Regions from separate parts of the Homo sapiens genome. Here regions 2, 3, 4, 5, 6 and 7 are each linked to region 1. Evidence: chromatin loops called from intact Hi-C (ENCODE). Cell type or tissue: GM12878. All regions are shown on one strand. Each heading gives the region's core, and the rest is flanking DNA. Links, peaks and the distances in the headings are about the cores only.

Region 1 (4,541 bases), core at 156-4,155:
AGTAGTGCCAGTAAATGGCAGGTTCCTAATAATTTCATTCGACAAACCAAAAGCTGGCATACCATTGCCAATTCCTAAAGTTGTTTTGGAATTTTACTTGGTGAAATGTTAAAGTCTGAGAATGTCCCTGGAGTAATGGCTCCCTGCTGCTGATCATACTGGCTGATGAAGTAGATACTCTACAGGAACTTACTAGAAATGGTTGATCCGCAGGGAATGAAAGGCTTACACAGGGCTCTTGTTTGTTTCCTCCCTCTGTTACCAAAATGTTAACCATTTTAATTTACCTTTAAAATTGTGATTAAAAAATACATGTATTTAAAATAAGTCACTTACATGTACAAAGTCAAACCAGAACACCCCTGCCCAGCAGCATGCCCAAAAGGGGAGTCTCTCAGGCTTTGCACACACGCTTCTCACAAATGCCCCAGTGCAGGCTTTGGTTTAGGGTTCCATGTGCTAAGAATACAGCATCAAAGGCTTTTCTGCTGGGAAGGAAAGGAAGAGACTTGTAATGTCTATATAGCTCCCAAAGACAAAAAGACTCTAGGTTGATTAGAACAAGCTTCAAATCAGAACTTGGGTTTTCTGCCTTCAAAAATCAAAGAAAATTTTAAAAATTGCTTTTGAAGATTCAAAAAGAAACAATGCGGCCGGGCACAGTGGCTCATGCCTGTAATTCCGGCATTTTGGGAAGCCGGGGCGGGCAGGTCGCTTGAGGTCAGGAGTTTGAGACCAGCCTGGCTAACATGGCGAAACCCTGTCTCTACTAAAAATAGAAACATTATTAGCTGGGCGTTGTGGTGGGCGCCTGTAGTCCCAGCTACTTCGGAGGCTGAGGCAGGAGAATCGCTTGAACCCGGGAGAAGGAGTTTGCACCTAGCCGAGATCGGAGATCATGCTCCTGCACTCCAGCCTGAGCAACAAAGCAAGACTCCATCTCAAAAAAACAAAAACAAAAAACAAAACAAAACAGAAAAAAACAAGACAGAAAGAATGCCCCTTTGTAAAGGTTTTTTTAAATTCACAGAGACTTGATAGCATCACCATTGTGTTTGTTATTTCCCAGAAGCCAGCAGGGAACGTTCTCTGCTCCTGGAGCTGGTAAAAATACAGGAAGTAGCCAAGGGCATTATAATCATTAGTCACTGAGATACAAACCTTCAGTTCTGTTACCCAGGGAACCTAAAGTGCTGCTTGGTGTAGGTGGGAGATGATTAATCTCTCCGTGCACGATAAAAAGACAGAGCTGCCACCCGGAATTAGTCTGTTTATGTAGAATGAGGACAGCCCCAAGAGTAGATGGGATTTAAAAATAGTAACAATTCTCCCCCAACCCCAAATACACCATTTCTGAATGTTGTAGAACATTCAGGAAACAAGAATCATTCATAATTCTACCCCTAGAAGTTACCAATGTTAACATTTTGATTAATACTGTAAACAGAAAAATCAAAGTCTGTAAAATATCTGAAAGAGAGGCTTAGTCAAGCCAGTATGAGTAACCTCCGCCCCCGGAAAACAACCCAAGAAGCCTTGAGTAAGTGGTCCCGAGGCAGCCGCATGTGTTTGGTTTTATACATTTCAGGAGGGCAGGAGTTACAGGCGAAGACAGAAATCAATACAGGGCACATATACATTAGTTCAGCAGAAAAGGCAGGCTATCTTGAAGTAGGGGGCTTACAGAGGTAAGCAGGGGTTTTATAGATGATAGGCAGATTCAGAGATTTTTAAAATTTGCATTAGAGGAGTAAGGCTCTAAAACTTGGAGTCAGCAGAAAGGACTGATTTTTAATTTTTATTTATTTATTTATTTATTTATTTATTTATTTATTTATGACAGAGTCTTGCTCTGTTGCCGGGCTGGAGTGCAGTAGCGCAATCTCGGCTCACTCCAACCTCCGCCTCCCGGATTCAAGTAATTCTCCTGCCTCGGCCTCCCAGACAGCTGGGACTACAGGCGCTTGCCACCATGCCCAGCTAATTTTTGTATTTTTAGTACAGACGGGGTTTCACCATGTTGGCCAGGATGGTCTCAATCTCTTGACCTCATGATCCGTCCGCCTCGGCCTCCCAAAGTGCTGGGATTACAGGCGTGAACCACAGCTCCCGGCCGAAAGAACTGATTTTTTAAATACACGTTATTTGAATTTTTCACAACTACATATTATTATGTATTATCTCCCTCCCTCCCTTCCGTCCTTCCTTTTTTGCAAAACCAATGCAATCACTCTTGGGGTCTCGGGGGCAATGGGATCACGTCAGGCTCAGGCGCTCCCCTGGGCGCACGCTGGGTGAACAAGCCGCCTCCGGGCGAGGGTGGAGCTCCAGCGGGGAGGCTCTGGGCGCAGGAGGCTTACCAAGAGGAGTCCGCGGCAGCCCGGGCCTGCCCCGCGGGCTGCTCTGGGCTACTGGGATCTCACCCCGCGCTCGGCGAGGCGGGCCCGCGGCGCCCTCTGCAGGGAAGCGGGTGGCGCACGCATGCTGGGCGCTCCAGTATTTGTGGCGGGGTGGGCTTCTGGTTAGGGTAACATCTGCATCTCCGCTTCACAGCGTACAAGGTGCCTTCCACTTTGCGCTGGCTCTCCCGCGACCCTGGGATGCCTTCTGTCCTCCACCGGAGAGGACGCTGAGAATCGCCGTTCCTGGCGAAGGGCTAGAACTCACCAGCGCCCGGCTCCATAGCGCCCTCTGCCGGGGCCGAGGGGCGGGGCACGCGGGCGGCCGAGCGGGCGGGCAGGGAGGGCCTCAGATCCCCCTATCCCCGCGGGAGGGGCTGCCAGCCTGGGTCAGCCACGCGTGGCTTCCTGAGACTGGGTTATGGCTATTTCCCACCTCCTTGCCTCTCCCTCCTTATTTCCCTCCACCTGTGTGTGTGTGTGTGTGTGTGTGTTTCTAAAGCAAAAACAATTTTTTTTTCTATTCTCCAAAGTAATGCGTATTCATTATAAAAAAATTTTTTTGGGGGGGTAGAAAACACAGCATAAAAAAGAAAATGAAATACCTTTAATCTCATCATTCAGAGATAAACACATGTTTAGGGTATTTTCTCCTAGTGTCTTTTTCTATACACAATTATATATCATGGTAAGTATATATTTAAACCAACCAGGCAATGCTGTCGAGGAGTCAGGCCCCGTGTCGAACTGGCGCCGTTGAAGAGAACACAGAACGGCCAAATGGCAGGGAGTAGGGGCTCCCTGGCCTTAAAAACGGGGCCTTGCTGCTTCTTGGTTTGATAAACTGCTCTGGTTCCCAAGAAAGCTTGTCTTTTCCTCCTCAGCTGTTGGCTGGGGGTAAGTAGGTGGCGGTGGTCAGTGGGTCCCGGGAGGAAGAAAACTTGGTCTCAAAGTTCACTTTCATAACTAGAAGGCTCGGGCCGGACGCGGTGGCTCACGCCTGTAATCTCAGCACTTTGGGAAGCCGAGGGGGGCAGATCACTTGAGGTCAGTAGTTCAAGACCAGCCTGGCCAACATGGTGAAACCCCGTCTTTACTAAAAATACGAAAAATTATCTGGGCATGATGGTGGGCGCCTGTAATCCCAGCTACTCGGGAGGCTGAGGCAGGAGAATCGCTTGAACCTGGGAGGCGGAGGCTGCAGTGAGCTGAGATCGTGCCATCACACTCCAGTCTGGGCAACAAGAGTGAAACAACGTCTCAAAATAGGAAAATAAAAAACTAGAATGCTCAGAGAGTATTTCATCATATGATGGAACTTCAGCCCCCATCCCAACCCCTGGACCCATGCTTCTTCCTGCTGAGTTTCACTGACTACATGCCTCCCTCCTAGGCTGTGAGTTCCCGACTGGGGGAACAGTCTGGGCCTTTGCACCTTTTTCCTTCACCTGGCAGAGTGCTGAAGTCTCTTTGGTCACTGTCTTTGTCTTTTTTTTCCTCCACACAAACACTCTTTCATATAGTCATGTTTCTGATTTGCCAATGTCACCCCAGATAAGCACACAAGCTAAATGAAAACAATGTGTTTGCTTTGCACATGCAGTGTCAAAACAATGCACCCCCATTCCTTCCAGCTAGATTGGGCCCCCTAAGTGACACTCTTCCTTATGGAAATTCTGAACCTGCCCCTCTCTGCAGGATGTGGTTAGAGTTTGGATTACAGTCATTGATTTGGGAGTGGTGTATCTACTTCACTGTTTACATGTAGCATCCTAGGCTCTGCTTCTATCTCTCTCTCGCTCTCTCTCTTTCTCTCTTTCTCTTTCTCTCTCTCTCTCTTTCTCTCTCTCTCTCTCTCCCCTTCTTTTCTCCCTGTCTGGTCATCTGCAGCCTGATAGAGGCTGAGGCAGAGAGAAGAGCCTGTAGGAAAAAAACCATCTTTGGTGGTGATGATGATGTGGTGTGTGGAGATACAAAGTCAAATTCTCCAATGTTTCTATCCCCATGAAATGAAGTCTCTAGTGAGATCAACATTGCTCAGCAATGCTTAGTAGAGTATATTTTCCTGTGTGGAAGCATGAGGAAGGGGTGCATTCCCCTTCTGCTTGGTAAAAATAAAGGCATCAGGAAGTATTGGGTTGG
Region 2 (4,541 bases), core at 356-4,355, 710 kb before region 1:
CTCTGTATTTGTTCTTCCCTCTGCCTGAAACATTGTCTCTGAAGATATCTGTATAGCATGATTCTCATTTAAGTCTCTGCTCAAATACTACCTTCCCTCTATTTTTTTATCTCAATTTATTTTTCTTCATAGTACTTAGTACAGTCATCCCTCTCCACCTGTGAGGACTGGCGTCAGGACCCCCACTCCCAGATAGCAAAATCCATGGATGCTCAAGTCCATGATATAAAATGGTGGAATATTTGCATATAACCTATGCACATCCACCTGTATATTTTAAATCATCTCTAGATTACTTATAATTACTTATAATATCTAATACAATGTAAATTTTATGTAAATAGTTGTTACACTGTTGTATTGTTTAGGGATAATGACAAGGGAAAAAAAGTCTGTATATGTTCAGTACAGACACAGCCATCCTTTTTTTTCCAAACACGTTCAATCCCTGGTTGGTTGCATCCATGGATGCGAAACCCACAGACATAGAAGGCTGACTGTACTACCTTACATTCTATTATGCATTTATTTATTATCAGACATCTTAACTAGAATGTAAGTTCTATGAAAGCATGGATTTTTAAAAATTCACTTTTGTATCCTCAGAACCTAGAAGAGTGCCTGACACATAATAGATACTTAATAAGTGTTTGTTGAAGAAATGAGTAAACAAATGAGCAAATATACAGTCTGTCTATGAATTTGGCTTAATGATCCTAGCTTAATACATAATCCAAGAGGGAAAAAACTTGTTTTGAGCATTACTCACTTTTCGTTGTTTTACAGAGTCCAATTTTATGAGCCAATATGAAGCCACTTTGGTTTTATGATACTTCCAGTTATCAATGATCTGTTTGGAAGGAGGAACATTAAGAAATTTACAGGTTGAAACCCATTTTTTAAATTAATTTGTGTAATGAAAGCACTATAATATACTTGCAACAAATAATGCCAACTTTCATAAAAACACATGTGCAAAGATTTCTAATACAAATTAAAGAAACCATCTACATCCAAAGCTTTCTATTCTAGTTGTATTAAGAATACAATCTCTGTGGCCCACACCTGTAATTCCAGCACTTTGGGAGGCTGAGGCAGGCAGATCACTTGAGGCCAGGAGTTCAAGACCAGCCTGGCCAATATGGCAAAACCCTGTCTCTAAGAAAAATGTAAAAATTAGCTGGGTGTGGTAGTGCATGCCTGTAATCCCAGCTATTTGGGTGGCTGAGGCACAAGAATCACTTGAATCCAGGAGGTGGAGGTTGCAGTGAGCTGAGATTATACCACTGCACTCCAGCCTGGGCAACAGAATGAGACTCTGTCTCAAAAACAAAAAACAATCTCCAATGAATGAAAGTCAAATGTCTTCAGGCACATAAGATTTGGCAAGAAATCCAAGAAATAGATTTTTCATTTGTATTTTAGAGGCTGATTTATCATTCATAGTAATAAAATATTGAATAATGCATTAGAAGGCAGCCTATATGAGAATTCTACTACTTTGTTTTATTTTTGTGCAAGTCTGCAAAACTTCTGAATATATAGTCTTGTAATATATACTGTAGTAAACAGATTAAAATATTTACCACATGTAGTGAACACACAATAAACAATTTGATGTCTGCTATAAATATTCATTATATTTTATTAATTATATAAGCCTATATACATTCTTTATAGAACAATCATGATAGTCAGAAATATTAGTTTTACTCTTTGATTGTTTAATTTTCTTCTACCTGATTCAAAAAGATGGGATATAACTAATATCTCTAAGAAATATATAAAATAAAGTGCTACAAAGTCATTGGCTATATATAGAAAATTTTATCAAATAAGATGACATAGGTAAATAAAAGCACATCTAGTATAATACTTAACATCCAATGCTTTCTTTCATTTCCTTTAATGTAACTAAGTAGCACCTAGCTTGCAAACAAGTTACCATTTTCACTTTTTAAAAATATATATAACAACAAAATATATAATAATTGGGGGCTTTGCTTATGACTGTGTCATCAGTACATAATATAAATTCTAGTTATGGGTGTTTTTTAGCAAGAAAGTCTCTTTTATTGTTGTTTGTTTGCTTTTTGTTTCTACACACTTACTTCAGACAGGTCTAAAGTATATGCTAAAAAACGAAAATGCCAAGTGCATGGCTGTAGTTTTTATCCTATAACTGGCCACTAGATGGTGCCCTCTCCTCTGGGAAAAAAAAACATATATTTTATATACATAATTTATAAAATTATATCTGTAAAAAAAAAAATGGCCCAAAATATATTTTTATATATTTATAAATATACATATGGCCCCCAAAAAACAAGGTTCTATTACTGAAGGAACGAAAAGGATGTTTGAATGAAGAAATGTAACCTTGCATGAAGAAATGCGCTTTCACAAAAATTATCTGAAATAACTTGGACCCTCTTTCTAAATTAGGAGTAAGTCACTGGTTTTAATGTGAATTTTAGGACCCTCTGACATTTTAGAATGTTCCACTGGGTGGTGCACATGTGTGTGTAACAAGAAAAACACACAGCTCAGCATAAGTCATTTCAAAAATCTGACCCCAAAAATGTGACATTCAAGGTGTCACATTCAAATATTCTTGACATTTTATGCCACAGCCCCACATTTTTCATCATACCCCATTCCATATTAGTTCTTTCTAAATCTTTATAGAAGCAGGTTTAACATGATATTTGATTAATCATTAAGAACAATAATTATTTAACACTAATTATTCTGACTTGATGAAGCAGACTTATCATTAAAATAGCACTATATACTAAAAGATACTTTGTACTGCTGATTATAATCTGATCTCACTGTCCATGAATTGTAACAATTAAAATAAACCCCTGTATTTTCTAAAGCTAGTAGAGGTTGAAAAGAACATCAATTAAATTTACTATGTCACTGAGCATAATGCCTTCAGGAAATAAATTTTAATATTTTAAGAAGAATAAAAAGGTACCAGCTCCTTGGCATTTTAGATACATCACATACTCACATCTTCTATCAGAAGTTCTGATTCTGCATCTGACTTTCCTGGAAACCGGATCTTCATGTCTTTGAGAACAAATAAGGTCTGACTTGTTAGATCATCTTCTTGTTCTTTTGTTTTCAGTTGCCGCAAAGACTCACTCTTAAATTTGAAAGAATACAGATATTTGGAGGGGGTCTTATTTCATTGTGCCAGTATAATCTGAAAGATATTTCTAGGTAAAAATGATGCACTTTTAACTGAAAACAATAACAATGAAAAAGGAAGAAAATTTTCTTTTACACTTGTGAATTCTTTGGATTAAATGGATATGAATCCCAAGAGTGTCTTTCACACTTCCACAAGGTTATACTTATTTAGCTCAAAGTACTAAAATAAAAATATAAATACTTAAAAAGGACTTCCTGGTCAGTTTCATTTGCTACATATACCTTAGGCAATTTTTCTTGATTAGAAAAAAAAATTCATTGTTACCAAGTGAAATTCACTCACTTATATTTCCTGACTTCCCTTTGGAAACATGATCCATATTAAATAAACAAATTAAATAAATCCTTAGTCTATGTGAAGGTAGTCGGAGCTATCTATTTGAGCATCTAAAAGTAAGCCTTCTTACAAACTAAATTCACTACTTTCTAAATATCAAATCTCTGGGATTCATGCTAACAAGGGAATACTATATGTTAATTTAACATACAGAACACATTATAAATAACATTGTACTTAAGTGCTCTAAGGAGAATTTATCATTTTTTAACCTATTAATCAACTGTCCCATTAAGTAAAATTTTCCAAATTTCCTCAAATTTAAAGATAGACTGCATAATACACTGCAAAACCATACATTTCCTCAGGTAATTTTCAGTAATATTATCCTACTATATCAGCAAATAGAAAATAAAATAATGCTATTCTCAGTGCTCATCTTTGAGTTCTGTGATAGAGTGAAGTCTGCACTTTTTAAGAGTCATACTAAATTGTAGGCTAAGGTAGGTGAATAATCCAAATTTCAAGAGGTCATGAGTTGAATTATGGAAAGGATCTGAGGTTCAGTCTGTCCTCCTCTCATCTGATCCCCTTTGCCTGAGTACAGAGCTCCCTGTAATCTTGAAAGAGCAAAACAGATGACCTACCACTTGAGAGTTGGTAGAGCAGGCATCATTACTGTGAGGCAGATGCCTCATGTAGGAGGAAGCACGGTTTAAGGAATGTGACCGAGATGCAGAAGTTGGCCGTGACACAGATATCATTTGTTGAGCAGAAAATGGGCGGGTGTCCCCACTGGAAGGTGATTGAGCAGAGATGGACCGAGGGCAGCTGACTGAACGTCTTATGGAGCCTATCAGTGATGGAGAAGAGGGATACTACAGTAGCAGTATTAATACAAGTTTTTCACTGTATGAAGTCTATATAAACTAAAGATTATAGCAGCTAGTAGTAAAGTAGCAATAAATGTCAAAGCATAGGCATCATCATGAGAATATGAGTTTGGAATACACTTTTCAACAACAGTGAACTTGTTGCAGAA
Region 3 (4,541 bases), core at 216-4,215, 180 kb before region 1:
CAAAAATAAATAGGAAAAAGTGAAAAAATATGTAACAAATTCATTAAGCTTTACTACTTTGTACCAACTACTTTTTAAAAAAAATTATACTTTAAGTTTTAGGGTACATGTGCACAACATGCTGGTTAGTTACATATGTATACATGTGCCACGTTGGTGTGCTGCACCCATTAACTTGTCATTTAACATTAGGTATATCTCCTAACGCTATCCCTCCCCCCTCCCCCCACCCCACAACAGGCCCTGGTGTGTGATGTTCCCCTTACTGTGTCCATGTGTTCTCATTGTTCAATTCCCACCTATGAGTGAGAACATGCGGTGTTTGTTTTTCGTCCTTGGGATAGTTTGCTGAGAATGATGGTTTCCAGCTTCATCCATGTCCCTACAAAGGACATGAACTCACCATTTTTTACGGCTGCATAGTATTCCATGGTGTATATGTGCCACATTTTCTTAATCCAGTCTATCATTGTTGGACATTTGGGTTGGTTCCAAGTCTTTGCTATTGTGAATAGTGCCGCTATAAACATACGTGTGCATGTGTCTTTATAGCAGCATGATTTATAATCCTTTGGGTATATACCCAGTAATGGGATTGCTGGGTCAAATGGTATTTCTAGTTCTAGATCCCTGAGGAATTGCCACACTGACTTCCACAATGGTTGAACTAGTTTACAGTCCCACCAACAGTGTAAAAGTGTTCCTATTTCTCCACATCCTCTCCAGCACCTGTTGTTTCCTGACTTTTTAATGATCACCATTCTAACTGGTGTGAGATGGTATCTCATTGTGGTTTTGATTTGCATTTCTCTGATGGCCAGTGATGACAAGCATTTTTTCATGTGTTTTTTGGCTGCATAAATGTCTTCTTTTGAGAAGTGTCTGTTCATATCCTTCGCCCACTTTTTGATGGGGTTGTTTGGTATTTTTTCTTGTAAATTTGTTTGAGTTCATTGTAGATTCTGGATATTAGCCCTTTGTCAGAAGAGTAGATTGCAAAAATTTTCTCCCATTCTGTAGGTTGCCTGCTCATTCTGACGGTAGTTTCTTTTGCTGTGCAGAAGCTCTTTAGTTTAATTAGATCCCATTTGTCAATTTTGGCTTTGGTTGCCATTGCTTTTGGTGTTTTAGACATGAAGTCCTTGCCCATGCCTTTTTTTTTTTTTTTTTAAACAGGGTCTCTCTCTGTTACCCAGGTAAGAGTGCACTGACATGATCATAGCTCACTGTAGCCTTGAATTGCTGGGCTCAAGCAATCTTCTCACCTCAGCCTCCCGAGAAGCTAGGGCTACAGGAACATGCCACTGTGCCTTAGTAATGTTTTAGTTTTGTAGAGACGAGTTCTCACTATGTTGCCCAGGCTAGTCTCAAACTCCTGGCCTCAAGTGGTCCTCCTGCCTTGGCCTCCCAAAGTGCTAGGAATGCAAGCATGAGCCACCACACCTGGCCAACCAATTGCTTTTGATAAAATTAAAACACTTATATAAATCACATCCTCTGATTCGTGGATTTTTTCATTTATCCAAAGGTTTCTATCTTCTATCCCACAAAACCTCCCAAAGATGATGTAGTAAATAGCAAAAGCAGTGCTTTGCTTTTCATCCACTGTGTCTATTCCTCAACACCAACTTAAAGGTACAGTAAGAGAGATTAGGAGTAAGAGCAAAAAATACAGATAATGTCAAATTGGGCAAACAATCTCAGAAAAAAAGACATTTTGTCTTATCAATGGAAATTATCAAGTGTGGGCACAACACGAATTTTCTTTAAAGAGACAACCTATCTGGTTTCAGCTGCTGAAGCTACTGAATTACAATGGATATACATATATATAGATACATAAGTATGTACACAGATACACGTATATATACACACTCAAGGACTAGAAGATAATTCTCATTACACAAGGAGGCAGTGTTGTGCAGAAAAACCAAAGATTCTACTTCCTTAGCTAAGTCACAGACATGAATCATCACCATCAACCCAAAACCACTAAAGAAAAAAAACAGCATAATTTTCCGTATGACTATTGGTACAACTTCTCCAAAATTATCTTCTCAATGAAAGTTGATGTTGCAAGAAACCCAACACAGATGCATTTATAAAACCCCACTGGAAGGTATTCTGTGTGAATATGCACTAAGAATGCAATCTTGCTTCAGGTCAAGATTTTGCCTTCTGTAGGAACTTCCATAAGATTTTCTTTGCAAAAGCTTTTAAGAAGGTAACTTTAAATGTAAAAAAAGTGATGGTTTCTTATCACCATTTAAATTCTACAACTTTTGGGTGGCTGGCAAGATGGCCGAATAGTAACAGCTCCTGTCTGCAGCTCCCAGCAAGATCAATGCAGAAGGTGGGTGATTTCTGCATTTCCAACTGAAGTACCTGGCTCATCTCATTGGGACTGGTTAGACAGCGGATGTAGCCCATGGAGGGCGTGCCAAGGCAGGGTGGGGCATTACCTCACCCAGGAAGCATAAAGGTTGGGGGAACTCCCTCCCCTAGCCAAGGGAAGCCATGAGGGACTGTGCCATGAGGGATGGTGCACTCCAGCCCAGTTAGTATTATTTTCCCATGGTCTTCACAACCCACAGACCAGGAGATCCCCTTGGGGCCTATGCCACCAGGGCCCTGGGTTTCAAGCACAAAACTGGGCGGCTGTTTGGGCAGACACCAAGCTAGCTGCAGGAGTAGTTTTTCATACCCCAGTGGTGCCTGGAACGCCAGCAAGACAGAACCGTTCGCTCCCCTGGAAAGGGGGCTGAGGCCAGGGAGCCAACTGGTCTAGCTCAGCAGATCCCACCCCCATGGAGCCCAGCAAGCTAAGATCCACTAGCTTGAAATTCTCACTGCCAGCACAGCAGTCTGAAGTCAATCTGGGATGCTTGAGCTTGGCAGGCAGAGAAGCATCTGCCATTACTGAGGCTTGAGTAGGCAGTTTTCCCCTCACAGTGTAAACAAAGCCACCAGGAAGTTTGAACTGGGTGGAGCCCACTGCAGCTGGGCAAAGCCACTATAGTCATACTGTCTCTCTAGATTCCTCCTCTCTGGGCAGGGCATCTCTGAAAGAAAGGCAGCAGCCCCAGTCAGGGTCTTATAGATAAAACTCCCATCTCCCTGGGACAGAGCACCTGGGGGAAGGGGCAGCTGTGGGTGCAGCTTCAGCAGACTTAAACCTTCCTGCCTGCTGGTTCTGAAGACAGAAGCAGATCTCCCAGCACAGTGCTTGCGCTCTGCTAAGGGACATACTGCCTCCTCAAGTGGGTCCCTGGCCCCTGTGCCTCCTGACAGGGAGACACCTCCCAGCATTGGGTTGACAGACACCTCATACAGGAGAGCTCTGGCTGGCATCTGGCAGGTGCCCCTCTGGGACGAAGCTTCTAGAGGAAGGAACAGGCAGCAATCTTTGCTGTTCTGCAGCCTCCACTGGTGATACTCAGGCACACAGGGTCTGGAGTGGACCTCCAGCAAACTCTAGCAGACCTGCAGCAGAGGGGCCTGACTGTTAGAAGGAAAACTAACAAACAGAAAGGAATAGCATCAACATCAACAAAAAGGACGTCCACACATAAACCCCATCCAAAGGTCGCCAATATCAAAGACCAAAGGTAGATAAATCCATAAATATGAGGAAAAACCAGTACAAAAAGGCTGAAAATTCCAAAAACCAGAACACCTCTTCTCCAAAGGATCACAACTCCTCATCAGCAAGGGAACAAACCTGGACAGAGAGTGAGTTTGACGAATTCACAGAAGTAGGCTTCAGAAGGTGGGTAATAACAAACTCCTCCGAGCTAAAGGAGCATGTTCTAACCCAATGCAAGGAAGTTAAGACCCTTGAAAAAAGGTTAGAGGAATTGCTAACTAGAATAACCAGTTTAGAGAAGAACATAAATGACCTGATGGAGCTGAAAAACACAGCACGAGAACTTAGTGAAGCATACACAAGTATCAACAGCTGAATCAATCAAGCAGAAGAAAGGATATCAGAGATTGAAGATCAACTTAATGAAATAAAGCGTGAAGACAAGATTAGAGAAGAAAGAATGAAAAGGAATGAAAAAAGCCTCCAAGAAATATAGGACTATGTGAAAAGACCAAATCTACATTTGATTGGTGTACCTGAAAGTGATGAGGAGAATGGAACCAAGTTGGAAAACACTCTTCAGGATATTATCCAGGAGAACTTCCCCAACCTAGAAAGACAGGCCAACATTCAAATTCAGGAAATACAGAGAACATCACAAATATACTCCTCGAGAAGCGCAACCCCAATACACATAATCATCAGATTCACCAAGGTTGAAATGAAGGAAAAAATGTTAAGGGCAGCCAGAGAGAGAGGTCGGGTTACCCACAAAGGGAAGCCCATCAGACTAACAGCGGGTCTCTGCAGAAACCCTACAAGCCAGAAGAGAGTGGGGGCCGATATTCAACATTCTTAAAGAAAAGAATTTTCAACCCAGAATTCATATCCAGCCAAACTAAGCTTCATAAGTGAAGAAGAAATAAAATCCTTTACAGACAAGCAAATGCTGAGA
Region 4 (4,541 bases), core at 307-4,306, 480 kb before region 1:
ACAATAATATATAAAAATAATATATAGTAGCAATGCACAATGTATTAGTTTGGTACAAAAGTAATAGAGGTTTTTGCCATTGAAAGTAATGGTGAAAACCACAATTACTGTGTACCCATCTAATAAAACATTTTTAAAGAACTGTTTACAATAGCTCCAATTTTTAAAATACTTAGGTATAAATCTAACAAAATTATGTGCAAGATCTGTGTGTTGAAAACTGTAAAACACTGATGAAAGAAATTCAAAAGACCCAAGTAAATGAAGAGACATGCTATGATTATGGATTGAAAGACTCAATATGGTTAAGATGTCATTTCTTCCAATAAGCATAATCCAAATAAAATCCCAGCAAGATTATATTTGTAGACATAGATAAACTGATCTTAAAATTTATATGGAAAGGTGAAGAAACTGTAGTAGCCAAAACAACTTCGAAAAAAAGGAAAAAGGGCCGGGCACTGTGGCTTACGCCTGTAATCCCAACACTTTGGGAGGCTGAGGTGGGCGGATCACGAGGTCAGGAGATTGAGACCATCCTGGCTAACACGGTGAAACTTTGTCTCTACTAAAAATAATTAAAAAATTAGTTGGGTGTGGTGGCATGCATCTGTAGTCCCAGCTACTTGGGAGGCTGAGGCAGGAGAATAGCTTGAACCCAGGAGGCGGAGGTTGCAGTGAGTCGAAATGACACCACTGCACTCCAGCCTGGGCGACAGACTGAGACTCCGTCTCAAGAAAAAAAGGAAAAAAAAATAGAAGATTTACACTATCAGATTTCAGACTTACTAGAAAGCTATGGTAATCAAGACAGTATAGTATTGGTGAAAGAATTGACACATATATAGGTCAGTGAAAGAGAATAGAGAGTCCAGAAATAGACTCACACAAATATGGTCAATTGATTTTTGACAAAGGTGCAAATGCAATTCAACAGTAAATGGATATATAAATTGTGGTAATTCCATACAATAGAATTTAGCCATATAAATGAGTGAATATTAAGATACACAACATAGATAAATCACAATTGCCATACTATACTAAATGAAAGAAGCCAATCTGAAAATGTTGCATAGTCTATAAGTCCACTTATATATAACATTCTGGAAAAAGCAACACTATTACCCTAAAACCTTTATTTGAATAGCAGGAGTTATAGTCATGTCATTTGTCCTCTACATGGAGCACATACATCATTTACACATTAAATATGTTTTCATGTTTTTCTTTTATTTAACCTTTAAACTCTAAAGTACATAGTTCTGCTTGGCCCCAAGATGATTGTAAGAAACATGGACAATGAAATTTTATGGCTATAGGTGACCGTCTTAATTAAAACCTTCTCATAGCAGATTTTCAGACCTGGGACAATATATCCAAGAATGAATCTTACCCACCACTATTTTTTCACCCCAACTTCTTCACTCTTATTTGGAAAATAACTGCATTTAAAAATAAAATGTTTACTTCATGTGGTAATCAGTGTCTTGCAGTACAAGAAACCCTGATCTAGGAGTTTGAAGACCTAGGTGACTTTGGGCAAGTCACTTAATGTTTATTTTTTTGCATCTTAAAATAAGGATAATAATACCTGTGCTGCTTACTTTATTTGTAAGGATCTCAGGTGCATTACAGTAATTTCACAATGGTTTTACAGAGTAAATCACTTTATATGTGGTAAAGTGCTTGGTAAATGTGTCATCACTATTATTAAATAAAAGAAACCAATATTTTGTGGTATTTTGTGGCAATTAAAGCTGGTTCAACTCTGAAAATTTCTATAATTTTAAAAATTAATGCAGAATGAAGGAGGAATAAAATCAACCTCATGAAGTTGATTACTCTCTAGTTTTAAAATCTTATTTAACTACAAGATAAGCTATTCTGGTAAATTCTCGGTGCATGGCGAGACATTTAGTGCGAATTAAAGTTGTGGAAACACCGCTAGGAAGAATAACAAGCAATATACTTCTTAAAGTTAATTGCAGTTATGAAGGAATTCATAGTTTTAGTTAAAACTGCAGTTGTTTCTTTCTAGCAGTAGATGCCAGTAGAGTTCTTCTTTTTATTTTTATTTCTTAATCAAAAATCAAATATCCGAAGTACTTCTATAGCAATAGCTTCCTGGTCACATTACCACATATAGAAACATTGCTTTAAATATTAAATATTCTATTTTCTGGAAGGACTTGATAACAAATTGAAACAATTTTATTTTTAAAACAGTGCAGATTTAAAATACGGTGTTTTCAAGATACTCATCTAGTGAAGTTTACTCTTTTTGCTTTAGTAATTTTGTTTTAAAGCTTATGCATTGTTTTAAATAAAGTAATCTTAGTGTTCTAGTTAGGAATCTGCAACTTCTGTACTTGAGCAACATTGAATATAAATAAAAAATCTGGCTAGATGTGTTAAAAATGAATACGGTCCAGCTGAAATGTTACGATTAGTTTGTGTATTTGGCAATGGAATACCATGAGTGTAATACTTTGGGGAGGTTAATATGTCAGAGAGGTGAATGATTAAAGGGGGTAATTGGAAGCGGGGAAAACAAGAAGTTAAGAAGTCCACATTGGCACTGAGTAAAAATGTAATTCAAAGAATGAATAAAATTTAGTAACAAATAGAAAAAAGGAGAAGTTCAATGATAACAGTTCTATTACTCTTGTCTCTATATATGAGCAACTTGGTGCTTCTTGGATTATCTATAAATATGGTCCCATCATAAATAAAATTCAAACATTTTCAAGTATTCGGTGATTCTACTTAGACCTTTAAATTGTTAAAAATGAGTGAATACTTTTTTCTTTTAACATGTTTATTGAGTATGTAATACATGCATTTCATTTATGAATTCAAGTAACTCACAATTTAGGGTCATATAAATTCATAAACAGTACCTTTTAACATAATATTATGAGGTCAGTGAAAACAAAGCAGCAAAGTTTGTTTTCCTAGGAAGTATGTGGCAGACTTCACTGAAGAGGTGACATTTGAACTAAGCCTTGAAGATGATTAGAATTTCCTTCAGTAGAGCAAATCAAGGGAATTCAGTAATTTTATCCACTTCTTCCCTTACAGAATCAGTCCATGCTCTGTAGATATTTGTTGAAGACTACAGACATTTAATAAGTGTCTGTTTTGTGTAAGGCACTACCAGATGTTAAGAAACAAATTATTGTTATGCACACATAATATTTATACATAAAGCTACAAATTTAAGAATTTTGTCATATAGATGCTGTTGCATATTTGTTTAGATTGATAAAAATTTTATTACACAAAACAAAGTATACAGAAATGAGCTGTTACATGGCAAAATTCATTGGTCAGTGTTTTGTTAACTGTTATTCACACATAATATTTATACATAAAGCTATAAATTTAAGTTTATCTTATAGATACTGTTACATACTTGTTTAGATTGATATGAATTCCATTACACAAAGTATACACAAATGAACTGTTAAATGGCAAAATTCACTAATCAGTGTTTTCTTATTGGCCTTTTATGTAGTCCTAATTTGATTACATTATTGTTCCTATTTATTTTACTTATCAGTATTGTTTCTATTTTTTATGTTTGTCAAACAGTTGGCAGTAAATCTGAAGTAAGATTTTTTTAGATAGATTGTTTTAGATAGACCTTTTTCTTTCTTTCCTTTCCTTCCCTTCCCTCCCCTCCCCTCTGCTTCCAAAGAGAACCACGGAAATTTCTTATCCTTTAGTGTCAAAAAAACAAGTACTCAAAATTTTTGTTAAATGCCACAGGTTACTTTCTTTCCTGAAAATTGACAAGGCAAGTTTTACTTACTTTTAATCAAAAGAGATGTTTTGGCCAGGCGCGGTGGCTCACACTTGTAATCCCAGCACTTTGGGAGGCCAAGGCGGGCGTATCGCTTGAGGCCAGGAGTTTGAGACAACTCCTGACCTGGCCAACATGGAGAAACCCCATCTCTACTGAAAATACAAAAATTAGCCGGGCATGGTGGTGCGCGCCTATAATCCCAGCTACTCGGATGTCTGAGGGGCGAGAATCGCTTGAACCTAGGAGCGGAGGTCGCAGTGAGCAGAGGTCGCACCACTGCACTCCAATCTGGGAGACAGAGTGAAACAACGTTTAAAAAAAAATAGAGAGGTGTTTCTAAGTGAGATCACTAAATCAGGGGTTTAGGTAAGTAGTAGTCTTCAGTGGTAAGGTTTTAAAATTAACATGTCTCAGCCAACTAGAAGGAACTTTTTTCTCTCAATTGAAATTTCTTGCTATGGTGGATTTTATATAATTTAAATCTTGTATTTTGTTCTTTTCAAATTTTAGAATGTTTTAAAATGTACCCCTGGTAATAGACATATGTCAGCAGATTATAAGTTTGATAAGCAATACTGACATACTAAGTGTATGTAGTTCCTGTATGTATTAGGCCTAAATCAATGAATTAGAAACATTCAATTTTTTAAAGTGCTATTTCACATTGTTTTATTTATACGTGTTATAAATTTGTTTTGCAAGAGTTTTTTCATACCCATTTCATACTAGT
Region 5 (4,541 bases), core at 335-4,334, 130 kb after region 1:
CTTATATAAAACGGTCTAGTAAAATAATGTGTGCACATGGATACAGAGAGGGGAATATTAGATATTGAAGACTCTGAGGGGTGGGAGGGTGGGAGGACATGAAGGATGAGGATTTACTTAATGGGTACAATGTCGCTAAAAACCCAGACTTCACCACTATACAACATATTCATGTAACAAAATGGCATTTATAACCCTTAAATATATAAAAACAAAATAAAATGGTGTCATATTTGCATATAACCTATACATATCCTTCCATATACTTTAAATCATCTCTAGATTACTGTATACCAAATATAATGTAAATGCTATATAAATAGTGGATGTACTGTATTGGTTTTTTATTTGTATATTTTTTATTGTTGTATGGTTATTTTTTATTTTATTCTCAAGAATATTTTTGACCCAAAATTCATGGATGTGGAGCCCATGGATAAGAAGTGCCACCTGTTCTCAGAACTTGAGAATGATTTATCTTTGAGATGATGTCACTAGGATTCTGCAGGAGGCTCACTTATCAGCATTGGTATTCCCACATATCTTACCTTCTTACTCTTCTCCTTCTCCCTCCTTCTCCTTCTCCTTCTTGCTCCTTCTCCTTCTTTTTTAGAGAAGAGTCTATGTTGCCCAGGCTGATCTCAAATTCCTGGCCTCAAGTGACCCTCCCACCTCAGCCCCCCAAAGTGCTGGGATTACAGGCATGAGCCACCTCTTACCCTGAGCCTGCCCATTTTCCCATGCATCCATCCTCCCATCCAGCTCTTATTGAGAACCTGCTGTGTTCCTGTGCTAATCGTGGTGGTTACTAAGGTGGGTAGGGCAGTGCCTGCCTCTAGATCCCAAGTCTAGTGAGGCAGAAGAGAAGTGAGGGGGTAATGACCACAATGTGAGAAGCGCTATAAGGGGGGCAGTGGCCCACGTCTCCCAACTCATGTCACAGTGCAGTGCTCTCTCACCATATGCTTTTTGACTGCTTCTCTCAGACTTCTTTTTTTTTTCTTTTTTTTTTTAGATGGAGTCTCTCCCTGTCGCCCAGGCTGGAGTACAGTGGTGTGATCTCGGCTCACTGCAACCTCCACCTCCTGGGTTCAAGCGACTCTCTCCCTCAGCCTCCCAAGTAGCTGGAATTACAGGCGCCTACCACCACGCCTGGCTAATTTTTGTATTGTTAGTAGAGACGGGGTTTCATCATGCTGGCCAAGCTGGTCTTGAACTCCTGACCTCATGATCCACCTGTCTTGGCCTCCCAAAGTGCTGGGATTACAGGCGTGAGCCAGCGTGCCTGGCCTCTCAGATTTCTTAAACTCTGCCCCACCAGCAAAGATTTTGTTAAGCTTTATATCCCATAGTTTGTATTAGGAAAACAATAGCTGTGTTAAAAAATTAAATTGTTATAATATTGAATATGCATTTTCTAAGTGTTCACGTGTCTAAAGCAACAGGTGATACAGTGGGAACTGCAATACGGTGTGAAAAGGAAATTATTTAAACAAATAATAATAATCGAATTATCTTCAAGACATTTCCTTTGGCCAGGAATAACATCTGAACAGAAGCGTGACCCTGGCCTAAAGGTTTCTGCATGATCCGGTCCCTACCTGCTCATCCCTGGCCACAACCTCTTCCCTCATTGTGCAGCAGCCCTGGTGGGCTTCGCTGTCCCTCTTCTTCGTACACTCTTCACCTATCCCTTCCAGGTCCACGGCCCTTCTTATCCTTCAGGTCTCAGCCTAATAAGTCATCAGACAGGTCTTCTCTGACGACTTTGCAAAAAAGCTGTTGCCCACCTTAGTCTCCATCCTAGGAGTCTGATCTTTTCCTTCATAGACCTAATCACAAAGTGTAATTATTTCATTTGTTTGGTTGTCTCTCTTGCTAGACTGTGAACTCCACAAACTGTTCACCAGCCTATCCCCAGAGACTCGCATGGTTTCTGGCACATGGCAGACACTATAAATACATTTTGAATAAATGCATGTTAGGGCGGCTCACAGAAAGCATCTACTTGAAAGGGAGGACATCTCACCAGCGGGGGACAGCGCTGCAGAACCCAGCAGCGGAACAACAGCGACACCAAGTGGCCAGTCCGCATTACCCACAGCAGCTGTTCCTTGCCAGAAATCTCAGGCCTTGGAAGGCTGATGCTTGTAATTTAATGTGGATACTAATCCATTAAGCTTGTTTATTCATTTCCTTAATTTAAAAAAAATCTAGAAACTGCCCTCAAATATCTCCCACTATAGAGTAGGACACTTGAAAGCATGTGGCCACTAGCTAGACAGACTTTAGGAGTTGCTATGGTAACTTTTCCCTTTTTTGCTAACCATTTGGAAACCTTACATTTTTCAAATCTGCATGCTTTGAAAAGGCCTGCTTGATTCTACTTTGTTTTTCAAGCTTTGCTTTGATTTACTGTATTTAATTTGCTTCACCTTCTAATTTGTTAAATGACATGTTATTAAAATTCCCCAGGGGGCCAGCAGGAATCTGTGCCGCTGAGAGACAGCATGCATTCTGGAAGTCGGTGATTCACATCTGAGCACTCAGAGGAGATTTTGGAAACCCATTAGGTTAGCAGAGCCGCTCTGGGCAGAATCAGCGCTGGCAGGGACGCTGCATTTGACAACTCAAGTCTTTAGGTGATGCTGAAAAGCCTGCCCTAGCTTCTCATTTCCTCCGTCCCCCAGCGAATCGTTCTTTGCTGCTGCTGTCCTCGGTGTGAAAAGGTGACCCCCCCACTGCCCATCGCACCTGCTTGCTATCTCTCGTCGGTCACCCCCTACAAGACCGGAAAACAGGTCTAAAAAAGCCAGAGCGTTCCGCGCTCAATTACAATGACGCTAAAATGCATCCTGAGGCCTGTCCATCGCGGATTTGAGAAGAGCCGCAGCAGCAGAACACGCCATTAGGCGATAATGGCCCGGGCCCGCTTCAGTCATAGGGCCGGGAAATGAGGGTGATTTAGTGACGCTGCCAATGCCCGACACCATCGCCGCGGTAGGCAAATGGCAGCAAATGGAGGTGTTAAGTAAAGGAAGTGCAGACAAACCATGGTTGCAGAAAGGCTCCTAATATTGATAGAGCTAACCCAGGAGGAAAGCTGGGGTAAAATTTCTTTACATTGCGAGAAAAAATAGATCCCAGCGCTCTCCTAAACATTATTATTTGCTTTAGGGTCCATCTTGTCCTTCATATGAAAATGGAGACAATTTCTCTCAGCGAAGACCGAAGCCCCGGTGCCCATTTTGCTAGCGGCATGTGCTTCCACTCCACTCCGCACCCCGCTCATTTTATTTTTAAAAAATAATAAATATGTGTTCATTGTTTAATCAGATGCATGTCCCTTATGTAAGAAAAAAGGTCATATGACAGGGAACTGTGAAAGTATGAAAGTGAAAGTCGTGTGTGTGTGTGAAATACACATACACATTTATAAATATATGTGTATATATACATCTGTACACATACATGTATACAATTTAGGCGTAAAATTCCACTTAATGATGCAATTATCTCGTGCTATTTCTGGAGTGCAGTCTTGACTGTTCTTTCGACTTTGGTCCAGTTTGAGTCTCAGGCACACAACTTTTTGGTCTGTACCGCTTTGGCCTGTCCCAGAATCTGACCTCCTCCCACCCCCGCAGCACCTTCCGCTGGCCTCCCTACACCTCATCCCCTGGGCTCTGCCTGTTGGATCTGTGCATCGCGAATGGGCTGTCTGGATTTTCTTCATTCCTGCCGCCCTTTGGTTTTCTTGAAAAGCACAGCTTTGACAGTGACCACATGCTCCCAAAATCATTTCACCCGAGGAAAATCCACCCCTTCTTTTACCCCACCCACTGTCACAAAAGTCTCCAGCAGCTTCCATGATGTCTCCTTATCTTTGGGTGGGACACAAAATTCCTAGTGTGTCTTCCACCCGCAAACTCTTTTGGCCAAGCTTCTTGTCATCTTGCTGCCTTAACACTTGGGCTTGGCTCTTCCAGCCCTAGGGTTTCACAAATTTGGTTAAGTCCAGAGCACATTCATGTGTACGTATGCAATCTATCTGGTTGGCGTTTTGTGTTTATTACATGACGATGGTCATTTTCCTCGAGAATAAGGAAGAAATGGACCATCGTTGCAAAGCTTGCACAGTAGCTTCACAATGAAATTATTTTGCCATTTGCTTCTAAGTAGAATTGTAATGTTGGCTTCTAGGTGCACCTCCCACTTCCTCCTTCATTTTTACCTATAATTTCTTTAGCATCGATTGAGAAAGTGTTTATTCAGGGCATAACCCTGTGATAGGTACTGTGAGCGATATGAAAAAAGCCATGGGGCCAACTCTTTTAAAAAGGTGTTAATTGGATTTTTCCCATATAAAACCCCCCATAGCATTTTATTTCCTAACTCTGCTTCTCACCGTCAACTTCATTTGCCTATTTAATGCAATTTGCTTCTCATGATAAGATTCTATTAAGTGATTATTAAGACATTCTGAGTTACCTCAGCCAAGTACATCTATAATCATTACCTACCTCCTGGGGGTGATTTGA
Region 6 (4,541 bases), core at 404-4,403, 320 kb after region 1:
ACTTACCAGGCTACACACAATATCTGTCTCAACATTAACATTATTCATAACCATTTTACCTCCCCCTCCTCTTGTGAACATGAGAATTATTTTAACACACCAAAGAGTTAAAACAGAGACCCAGTCAATTTTAGGTGTTTGGTAACACCCTGCCATTTTGTACAAGAAGTGGCTGTGAACCAGAGTCTATTTCAGTGGCCAAATTCCATAGTAGAAGTGAGCTTAAAAATACTCAAGGTCCTAATGTGCTTCCAGTCTAGAAGGACCACATTTGTAAGGCATTCCTTTGGATCTTGAGTGATCATAAGCCCCTGGAAAGCAGGTACTACTCTCTCTCTGCTTCTTGTTTGTTCAAAACAAACTTTTTGGGCACCTACCATGGTCTATGTGCTGTGCTGGACACTGGGAATGTAAAGAGGAACAAACTACAGTTCCTTCCCTCCAAGAACTTGGTCTACAAGAACCTAGCAATGTTGGGTGCACAGTAGATATTTAATACGTATTAAATGGGTATTTCCATAAAGAGTCCCCATAGGTTCTCTGGGCCCACGATGAGAACTCAACCATTCATTTCACAAATGATAAGTTTGCAGTTGGGCCAAAAACCTTTAATTTCAATGAAACCATAACCTGCAATGGCTTATGTCAGAGAACAACATAAATATTTGCTTTAAGAGCTGGTGCCAAGAATCTCATGCAAACTTTAGGCAAAATGTTTTAGCTGAGGGGTACTTGGCTAAAACCAGAGGGCTTGGAAGGAGGAAAATGTAATGCAGAGTCTGCTGAACTTTGACCCATGGCATCAGTGAAGTCCAACAACTTTTCAAGTCTTGGTCTTCTCATTTGTAAAATGGGGACAATGCAAGGCTATGATTTATTCCTCACAGGAAAAAAAGTCCTCTGGAAATGTAAAAGCCGCATTAGAGTAATGTTTAATAATTCAAGATGAGGTCTGGAAGAACATCAACAGTCTCTCACCCTCTGTGCCCAGGCATTTTGAAAGGGCACTGTGCCAAAGTCCATTAGTGCTGGGAATACACATCAGCAGGAAGCCTTTTGCATCTTGACTCCCTTTCCATTGAGCCCCTGAAATCAGATGCCTAACAGGAAGATAGGAAGCTGAAGTGTTATGGGACCCCAGCTATCAGTCAAACGGTTTTCCTAATGTCTCCTTTTTAGTTGTTTTGTTTTAAAGAAAGAATTAGCTTTCACAATCAAGGTTGCTGTGATTCTAAAAATCCCACAAAAATGCCCGCTTGGAATGCCTAGCTTTTCAAGGCTTCAGGTAACCTGAAAGTCCTCTGATTCAGATACTGGCAGAACCTGAACATGCTGACAGCTTGGATTAATTTGGGGGAAAGGATGCAAGGGGCAATAAAATATTCTAACTTCAGATTCAAAGAGGCAGCAATATGGTGAAGAAAAGCACAAAGTTCCAAAACCAGACTGACGTTCTCTCCCCCAACTGACTTGTACATTCAGTGAATTAACTCAGCTGTGTATTTCCCCAATATATCAGCCTGGTGAGAGATGCCATAAACAGACCTGCAGGCAACCCTACAGACATCCCTTATCCCTCCCCTCCTCCAGGGGTATAAAGGAAAGCTAACATTAAGTGAAAGACATAAGTCTAGAGCTGCAATGTCCATAGTGGTAGTCACCAGGAATGTGTGAATAGCCAGCATCCAATAGATAGCTAGTCCAAATTGAGACGTGCTATGTGGATAAAATATCCACCAGATCAAAAAGACTAGTATGGAGGAATGTAAAATATTTCAATATTTTATACTGAATACATGCTGAAATAATATTTTGGGTATATTAGGCTTAAAATATATAATTAAAAATAATTTCATCTGTTTTTTTATTTCTTCATGTAGCTACTAGAAAATTTTACAGTATAGGCAAGGCTCTCAATTGTAGCCCAAACTGTATTTTTCTTGGACAGTGCTGGCTCAGAGCATCCCAGTTTCACCTGGATCCTTTGAAAGGACAAATTGAACATATGGAAATGCAGTCAGGCTCACAAAACAAATAACCTCATTTTCCATGAGGTGACCTTGACACCATTGAAAGAATGAAGCCGATTACATGGCTGTCCTCTCACAGTTGATCTCCAAGTACAAGACTGTTTCTTGTCAGGCTAAATGCTCTCTTGCAATGATCTGTTTTAGATAATACCAAGAAAAGCTCTACAGGGTATGGGTCAAAGCACAGGTACTGGAGTCAGGCCGACCTGGGTTTGAATCCCATCTCTGCCACTTTCTAGCTGGGTAATCTCAGGAATATTATTTAATATATTAAGGTGCCTATTCTCTGTAACAGGACAATCAGATTTCTTCACAGAGAAGGGGAGGGAAGGGTTAACACAGCAAGGGAGATGAAGAATCTTGGGCACCATGCCTAACAGACAGCACTTGAGAATGGTAGCCATCTAGTAAAATTCTAGCAATCTTATCTGAGCACCTTCCAGAATAATGATGAGGTAGGGGAGACGGGGATGGGGTGCAAAGGAGATGGGACCACTTGTCCACAGACCTTGGAGTCAGTGAATTAAAGCCGAATCCTCAGGAACGGTATTTATTCCACACAGTGCAACACTGCCCTCTAGTGACAAAGAGGTGGAAAAGCTTTCAGAGCATGAGGCAAGCAAGGAAGAAAAATACATTTTTCCAGGCTCTAAGACAGTAAGTTCTCCAAATCAGAGAGATCATATCAAAGAATAATTTTTTCTCATGAGTCACCTTTAAAGCAGTGACATGGAGTATGAAGAGCAATATTATCAAGATTTACTACCAACCCAGAGGTTGTCACTTTGTTAATTATATAATATCTCAAATAGGAAAAACAGTAATTCTCTCTAGACATATTAAATGTGACACCTAAAAAGAAGAAAGTCTGAGTGTTCCAGGTTACTCGACATTATTCTGGTAGGACAGCACGGAGGTTTAAGATTCATGTATAACAGTTTGTAAACCAGATTTGATCACAGATTTGGTTAATGCAACTAACAAGGTCAAAACTTAAGGCTGAACTGGTATACAAACTTGGAAGGAATACTTACCATTTTTAACCTCTTTTCTCCTTGCAGAGCACCTAAGTGAGGCTAACAGTACCCTGGGTTGTTGTGGGGAGTAAATAAGAAAGAACACCGAAATGCCCAGCAGAGTGTCTAACACACAAGCAGTAAGTGTTAGCTGCTGCTATTTTTGTTGTTTCTGTTGTTCCAACTGCCACAGGCCCAAATGGAGGAAAAGCCATAAGATAAAATAACTCCTTTTACTTTTTTGGGTTAAAACCAAGGCTTACCTAGTTTCATTTCCTGATGCATCTACCAATCAAATGTATCATTTTATAACAAGAACATCTTAGCACAACTTTGATGTCCCTGAGATTATAATGCTAACTGAAGTTTGGTAATAGTTTAGAATTCAGATACTGATCTTTAATAAGGCAGAAAGATGATGCTGTAATCAAAACCGTCTGCAGAGACAAGACGTGTCACCATTTCTATCGTAAACCTACTATGGTCGTTTTAGGCAGTCTCTGCCCATCTTCATTCTTCTCAATTAACTTGGATGAAAAACATAATACTTTAAATTGGAAATTTTTTATAATAATTTTCCTCACTTAATTTTCATTTTTAATATAGTGATCTCACGTCCAAACATTTCCCATTTGATGATCACCGGGTAACCATGTGACCCCTTAAGCCAGTCCCAGACAACTATAATACATGCTTTCTAGTATTGTACAGTTCTTGTTTCAATATCCTGTAGTCACTTCTATATCCTGAAAAGGAAAAAAAGAAAAAGAAAACTGATACAAAGATATGTGATTACTGATGTCAAGGGTACATGCTAGAGAAGACCAGGAAGCAAGTAAGTGCTAGAAACCCACGTTCAAGGGTCCCACGTGCCCCATCTGCAGAAGGAAGAATGTGAGCTACACACCTTGTCATGGTATGGTCCTAAGACAATCCAGCCACAGAATGTGTAACCCAGATAAATCATACCAGCACAAGCACAAAACCGAAGAACTTTTGGCAGTGAGGCCTGCATTGTTAAAATCAGCACCTGAAAAAAAGAACAGAATGGGTGAAATGAAAAAGTAGCTATTAGAACCCAAAGAATAAATGAGTCTCAACTGCAGTGGCACTACCCGGTGCCGCATCCTTACATTATATGCCTGGAAATAACCCAGGTATCTGATGACTCCAACCCAAACCAAGAGCGTAGAGGTTCCAAGAAAAATGCTGCAGAGATCATAGTTTGTGAGATTCTAAGGAATGAAAAAAAAGAAAGAGAGAAATGAGTAAAATATTTGACTCCACTTAGCTTATTAGCCTTACATTAAACCAATTAATAAAAAAAGAACTATCTGCCTCCCTATAGGTGATAGAGTTTTTTTTTGAAGAAAAAAAAGAAGAAAAACAGATATAATTCCAAATATTTGTGTTTCTCATTTTCTTTTAGTATTTCAATTGGTTGAACTAAATTTTTTTCCAAATAATACTCTGAAATAGAAATTGTATTTAGGTT
Region 7 (4,541 bases), core at 346-4,345, 690 kb before region 1:
TACACATCTGTCACCACAAGAGACAAAACAATTGAAAGCATTCATTCCACAACTTGCACCTGAAGAAATATCACATTATAATCAAGAAATTACCCAGGAATACAACATCTTTAATTAGAAATGTGTCACAGGTTCACCGCAGAAAAATAAGTAAAACTAAGGAAAACAAATAACAAAAGATACCTGTAATCCCACTACTTAACACTTAGTGTCGTGTTAACCGTTTGGTAGATAGTATTCCAGATATTTTCTATGTATACATATTTAAAATATTCATTTTACCTTCCAAATGCATGTCTATACTAACCATACTTTATTTTACATTCCAAGCTTTTCTCTTAATAATGTATCATGAAAATCTTTCATCATGCCATCATTTTGATGGATGCATGGTACTCCTTTTATAGAGATATGCCATGTTGTATTTTGATTCCTTTGTTGATTTCTGATTTAAAAGGTGGTGGACACATTCCTTTATTTGTGATATAGTCTCAAGGAGAAGGAAATAGCTTGAAAACGGCAATAACATCCATTTATTATAGGTCAATTTGAGAAAGGGAGTTTATTAATCTATTACGAAAGCTCTAAGCATTTCCCTTTGCAAGTGCAAAGAAAGGGTAAAGTAATATATTTTATGGGAGAAAAGTTTCAACCATACTGATTCAAATTTCTGGAGTTTATAATACAACTAATGACAGTGTTGCCACTATATGTGACATGGTTATAAACTAAACCAGACATTAAAGAACTGATGAGTCAGTGGTCCATTGGCATGTTATCTGTCTTTGTAGAATTCCTCAGAGTTTCCATTCCAAATTTCAGTGTGGAATTGTGCCAGGCATATCCCTCCTCCAGGATGGTACTGAGGTCTTGGTATAAAGCCATCTCAGATCTCAATCTCTCTCTCTCTCCTTACCTATTTCAAATTTTTCCCTCTACTATAAGATAAATTGGTCTATGAAGAGGTATACCCACACAAGATAAACTATTAATAATATGTGGAAAGGCAGGAAACCTTTTTCAATTTAGGTTTTCATTCAGGGTTGTTCTTGTTTTTTTTTTTTTAAGTTTTATGAGAAAGGTAAAGAAAAAAAATAAAAGAAAAACCACAAATGGCTGACAGAAGAAACTAAAAATTAGTGTTCCACCCAGCCAAAATTCTCCTCTATAATGAGATGATTTATTTGGTTCTCATTTCCTACCCCAATTCTAAAACAGACAAAACATAGATGTTAAAGTCTCAAAATTCAACAGCTTGTAAATGCATTAAGAAATGAAAATTATTATAAAATATATATTAGTAAACACTATTTTCAACTGTCCTAAAAAGTTTTATCAAAACAATCACTTTTTCCACAAATTAAAGTATCCATAATAGCTTCTGTGCTCCTAAGTTAGTGCTGTTCCCTCTGCACCACAGCCTTTCCCCACCCCTACTTTATCTCTCTCAGCCCCCAGCCCCTACCCCAACCTTCTGTAGCCCTACAATCTTTGCTCAGGTGTTTCTTCTGTAAAGATTCTTTTTAACTCTCCGATACACACAGGTACACAGAGATATTAATCATGCTATTGTTTTTGTCATTTCCCTTTTACCTACTAGTACTTATAACTATTACCATAAAATGCACATCTGAATAATGGCTACACCAGGGCAAGTATTCTGTCTTCTTATATTCCCACCACCTAACACAATGACTATAACTTAGTAGGTTCCTGTTTAATTTAAGAGTACTTAAAACTATTGGTGGTATCTTCATACTCCACCAAAGTTCCATGTTTTTCCTAAAAAAATGTTTTCTACTTATGAAAATTTGTGCAATTCTGCCACTAGCAATCAGTCCCTGAAATTATTCTGGTTAACTAAAAGTTATCACATACCCAGAAGCACCTTCTACCTTATTCCACTTGATGGCGCCAAAAGGTTTTTAACAATGTATATTAGCCCCACCAAAATATCAGCAGGGAGCAAAACACAAGGCAAGATTGAAGATTCTTTTAACTGTTTTAATATAACAAATGTTCATTATTCACAGCTCTTGGTTATTGTGGAGTGTTTTAATGGTTCTGATTGATCTAGAAACAACGAAGGAAAGAGTAAAGAATGAAGAAACATTCATGCAAACAATGGTTATTTTGAATCTTTTAAAATCCAGAATTCAACCATTCAGTCAATTCTGATTTAGCAAGCTAATGGAAAGCTCTAGTGAAGCAAATGTTTCTTCTAAAAAGGTAACTAAGATATCTATAAAGTCATTATTTCCTACTATCCTCCTTATGCATGTGCCTTCACTTTTTCCCCACTCCATCAATGACAAAAGAAAAGTAACAGGGGCAGAAGACAATATAGCTAAGAACAGGAAAGGACTGCTGCAGAAAAAGTAAGAAATCTAAAGAAAACTTCAGGCCTTAGCAAGATGAAGGGTCCATAGTGCATAGTCAAGTGTTTTCATATCCAAGGAACGGAGGAAGCAAAGGATAAGTAAAACTTCCTCACATTTATCTTATCTCTAAGACCCAGGCTGGAGCAAAATATGAACATCCAACAGAGAGAACTGCATTTCCTTGGAGACACAATACATGTTACTGTTTAAAGTAGATGTGACCACACATAGGCGCGCGCACACACACACACACACACAATCTTTGGCCCTCAAATTAGAAAAGTGTCATTTCTTTGAAATGTATTTTTAGTATCATCTCACCTACCACTCATTTAATTTGCTTATGCAAACCTTGATATTACACACACAACTTCTAACTTATAAATCACTAACAAAAAGAGAGATACTTGATTTAAAATGAAAGGTAGTGGTTGACTACATCTTCTACAGCTGTATGTTCCTGATTACGTTTCCAAAACATGATATTTAAGCGGCCACGAGAAGGTGTGTAAACCCAGATCAAGGAGCTTAAAGGGAACTGCTGGATGGGATCTTCTGGACCACGTGACTTCTAAGGTTTCTTCTGGGTAATATAAATATAACTAGCAGGAAAAAATATAAAAATTGTCAACAGAGATAATTTTTACTTTCTCCTTTTTACTATTCTGTATGTGTTACATGACCTTTTATCATCCAAGAAAAATAATGGTAACTCTCACCCTACCAGGGACTGGCAGCAAACCTGAAGGCATACAGTTGACAGTCTCCCTGAGGGAAGCCCCAGGTATATAACATGGCCTTAAAGGAGAAATTTACCACCTGGGGTATCGAATACTGAATACTGATTAATGAACCAATTGGAGCCTCTCGGAGAGTCTGAAGGGGAGACACACTGAAGGCAAGATCCTGAAGCCCAGGCACTCACAGAGAGGAGAGACACTATCCAGAACTCATGATGTGGTAGAAGCCAGGAGGCTGAGAAAATAGTAGAGCAAGTAAGCAACAAAACAGTAAAAGCACCTCCACACTTCAATCCCAAATACCTGGCCTAGAAACTCAGCTGATGCTAATTTGGGAAAAGTAATATCAAACACTGTGATTCATTCTTAGAACTGTTCTAGTCCCTGAATTTTTATCCTCTTCTTCCCACTTATTCCATTCAGCCTTCATTCTGGACAGTTAATGGGACAACTGTGTTAAGTACACATTTTTAAAGCATTTATTTTAATACGTAAGGACAGTGATAACTCTTCTTTTTTCTTAAAGAATGCCTTACCTCCAGAAGCCATGGCTTTAGTTTTCTATCCAACAAAATATCAAATCCCAGGACTTCAAAGCAGACACTTTCGCTTCCTGGAGGTTGACCAGGTCTACACATTCGATAGGCATGCAGGACATGAGGTTCTGCTACAATCAGGGTCTTTACCACCAATTCCTATAAGATTGTGATAAAAGAAGTGAAAATGCCTTTGTATCTCATTTCATATGTGCAAATATAACCGGGGCCCACAAACTGGCAGCCTGGCCAAGTTTACAAAGCTCTGTGGCATCTAGCCCCTGCCACTGCTCTGACTTCATTCTTCACTCTTACCCCTGCCCACTGCACTCCTCACACTTGCTTTGGGTTCCTCAAGTAAGTGACACTTCTTCCTATCTTAAGTCCTTTGAGTTAGCTGTTCCCTCTTGTGGAATAATCTTTCCCCTATATTCCCAAGTCTGGCTCTTAGACATTCAGAGAGGCCTTCCTAACCCTCAAGTTAAAAGCAGCCACCCTTCATTTCTTACTGCACCACTACACACAGCATATAACAAGCTGATATTTTTCTTTTTACATTAGAGAAGGGTCCTTGTCTGACTTATTTATAACACCATTCCCAGTGCCTACAATAGTAGCTGGCATTTAGTAGATATTCAAGTAAATCTACTACTTTGTAAACAAGTAAAACAAAGCTGATAAATGTGGTTTCTATATGTTAAAAACAAGTAAGGTAGGAGCATACGCTAGCCCCATCCAGAAGAGATGAGGGTGACAGGAAGGAAAAATTCCAAGGAGAGTAAATTATTTCACAAACACCAGTAGAGAAACTCCACTTAGATAAAGGCTGAAAGGGCTGGAAGACAAAATCTTGAGAGTTGAGTTTCTTTATTCAGTGATGATTT

The links. A loop is a pair of places that touch in the nucleus more often than their neighbours do. Peaks named below come from ENCODE experiments on the same cell type or tissue, not always from the same donor. Only the 100,000 strongest peaks of a DNase experiment are listed, where the experiment ranks them.
Region 2: a loop joins it to region 1, with 3 times the contacts of the local background. A loop is called at or near these places in 9 of 110 quality-filtered maps.
Region 3: it touches region 1 in a loop (9-fold over the local background); 54 of 110 quality-filtered maps call a loop at or near these places.
Region 4: a loop joins it to region 1, with 2.4 times the contacts of the local background. A loop is called at or near these places in 41 of 110 quality-filtered maps.
Region 5: it touches region 1 in a loop (3-fold over the local background); 60 of 110 quality-filtered maps call a loop at or near these places.
Region 6: a loop joins it to region 1, with 3 times the contacts of the local background. A loop is called at or near these places in 19 of 110 quality-filtered maps.
Region 7: a loop joins it to region 1, with 3 times the contacts of the local background. A loop is called at or near these places in 11 of 110 quality-filtered maps.

The regions. Positions count from the first base shown.
Region 1 is chr1:84,618,397-84,622,937 of GRCh38, forward strand. It overlaps LINC01461 (long intergenic non-protein coding RNA 1461), which reads right to left and starts at 2,635. Exons shown (of 3, transcript NR_125761.1): 1 at 2,361-2,635; 2 at 337-488. RefSeq lists silencers at 2,438-2,507, 2,598-2,837. In GM12878, for the core only: CTCF peaks have their summits at 2,454 (motif pointing left) and 2,654 (motif pointing left); a DNase peak (open chromatin) is centred at 2,585; H3K4me3 peaks cover 1,006 bases; H3K27ac peaks cover 600 bases.
Region 2 is chr1:83,903,310-83,907,850 of GRCh38, forward strand. TTLL7 (tubulin tyrosine ligase like 7) reads right to left here. Exons shown (of 21, transcript NM_024686.6): 16 at 4,147-4,352; 17 at 3,020-3,154; 18 at 770-850. Among named protein-coding and RNA genes, the nearest start is that of LINC01725, 45 kb to the left of the region's middle. In GM12878, for the core only: a CTCF peak has its summit at 2,175 (motif pointing right); no DNase peak of the experiment used is centred there.
Region 3 is chr1:84,440,484-84,445,024 of GRCh38, forward strand. No RefSeq gene overlaps it. Among named protein-coding and RNA genes, the nearest start is that of RPF1, 37 kb to the right of the region's middle. RefSeq lists an enhancer at 1,973-2,062. In GM12878, for the core only: a CTCF peak has its summit at 1,916; a DNase peak (open chromatin) is centred at 1,918.
Region 4 is chr1:84,139,325-84,143,865 of GRCh38, forward strand. It overlaps a transcript of PRKACB not described here. Among named protein-coding and RNA genes, the nearest start is that of PRKACB, 2.7 kb to the right of the region's middle. In GM12878, for the core only: a CTCF peak has its summit at 2,042; no DNase peak of the experiment used is centred there.
Region 5 is chr1:84,751,656-84,756,196 of GRCh38, forward strand. No RefSeq gene overlaps it. Among named protein-coding and RNA genes, the nearest start is that of SSX2IP, 63 kb to the left of the region's middle. RefSeq lists a silencer at 1,990-2,039. In GM12878, for the core only: a CTCF peak has its summit at 2,078 (motif pointing left); a DNase peak (open chromatin) is centred at 2,056.
Region 6 is chr1:84,933,802-84,938,342 of GRCh38, forward strand. It overlaps MCOLN2 (mucolipin TRP cation channel 2), which reads right to left. Exons shown (of 14, transcript NM_153259.4): 10 at 4,180-4,281; 11 at 3,954-4,076. Among named protein-coding and RNA genes, the nearest start is that of LPAR3, 43 kb to the left of the region's middle. In GM12878, for the core only: a CTCF peak has its summit at 2,614 (motif pointing left); no DNase peak of the experiment used is centred there.
Region 7 is chr1:83,929,951-83,934,491 of GRCh38, forward strand. It overlaps TTLL7 (tubulin tyrosine ligase like 7), which reads right to left. Exons shown (of 21, transcript NM_024686.6): 9 at 3,658-3,816. Among named protein-coding and RNA genes, the nearest start is that of TTLL7-IT1, 52 kb to the right of the region's middle. In GM12878, for the core only: a CTCF peak has its summit at 1,910 (motif pointing right); a DNase peak (open chromatin) is centred at 1,881.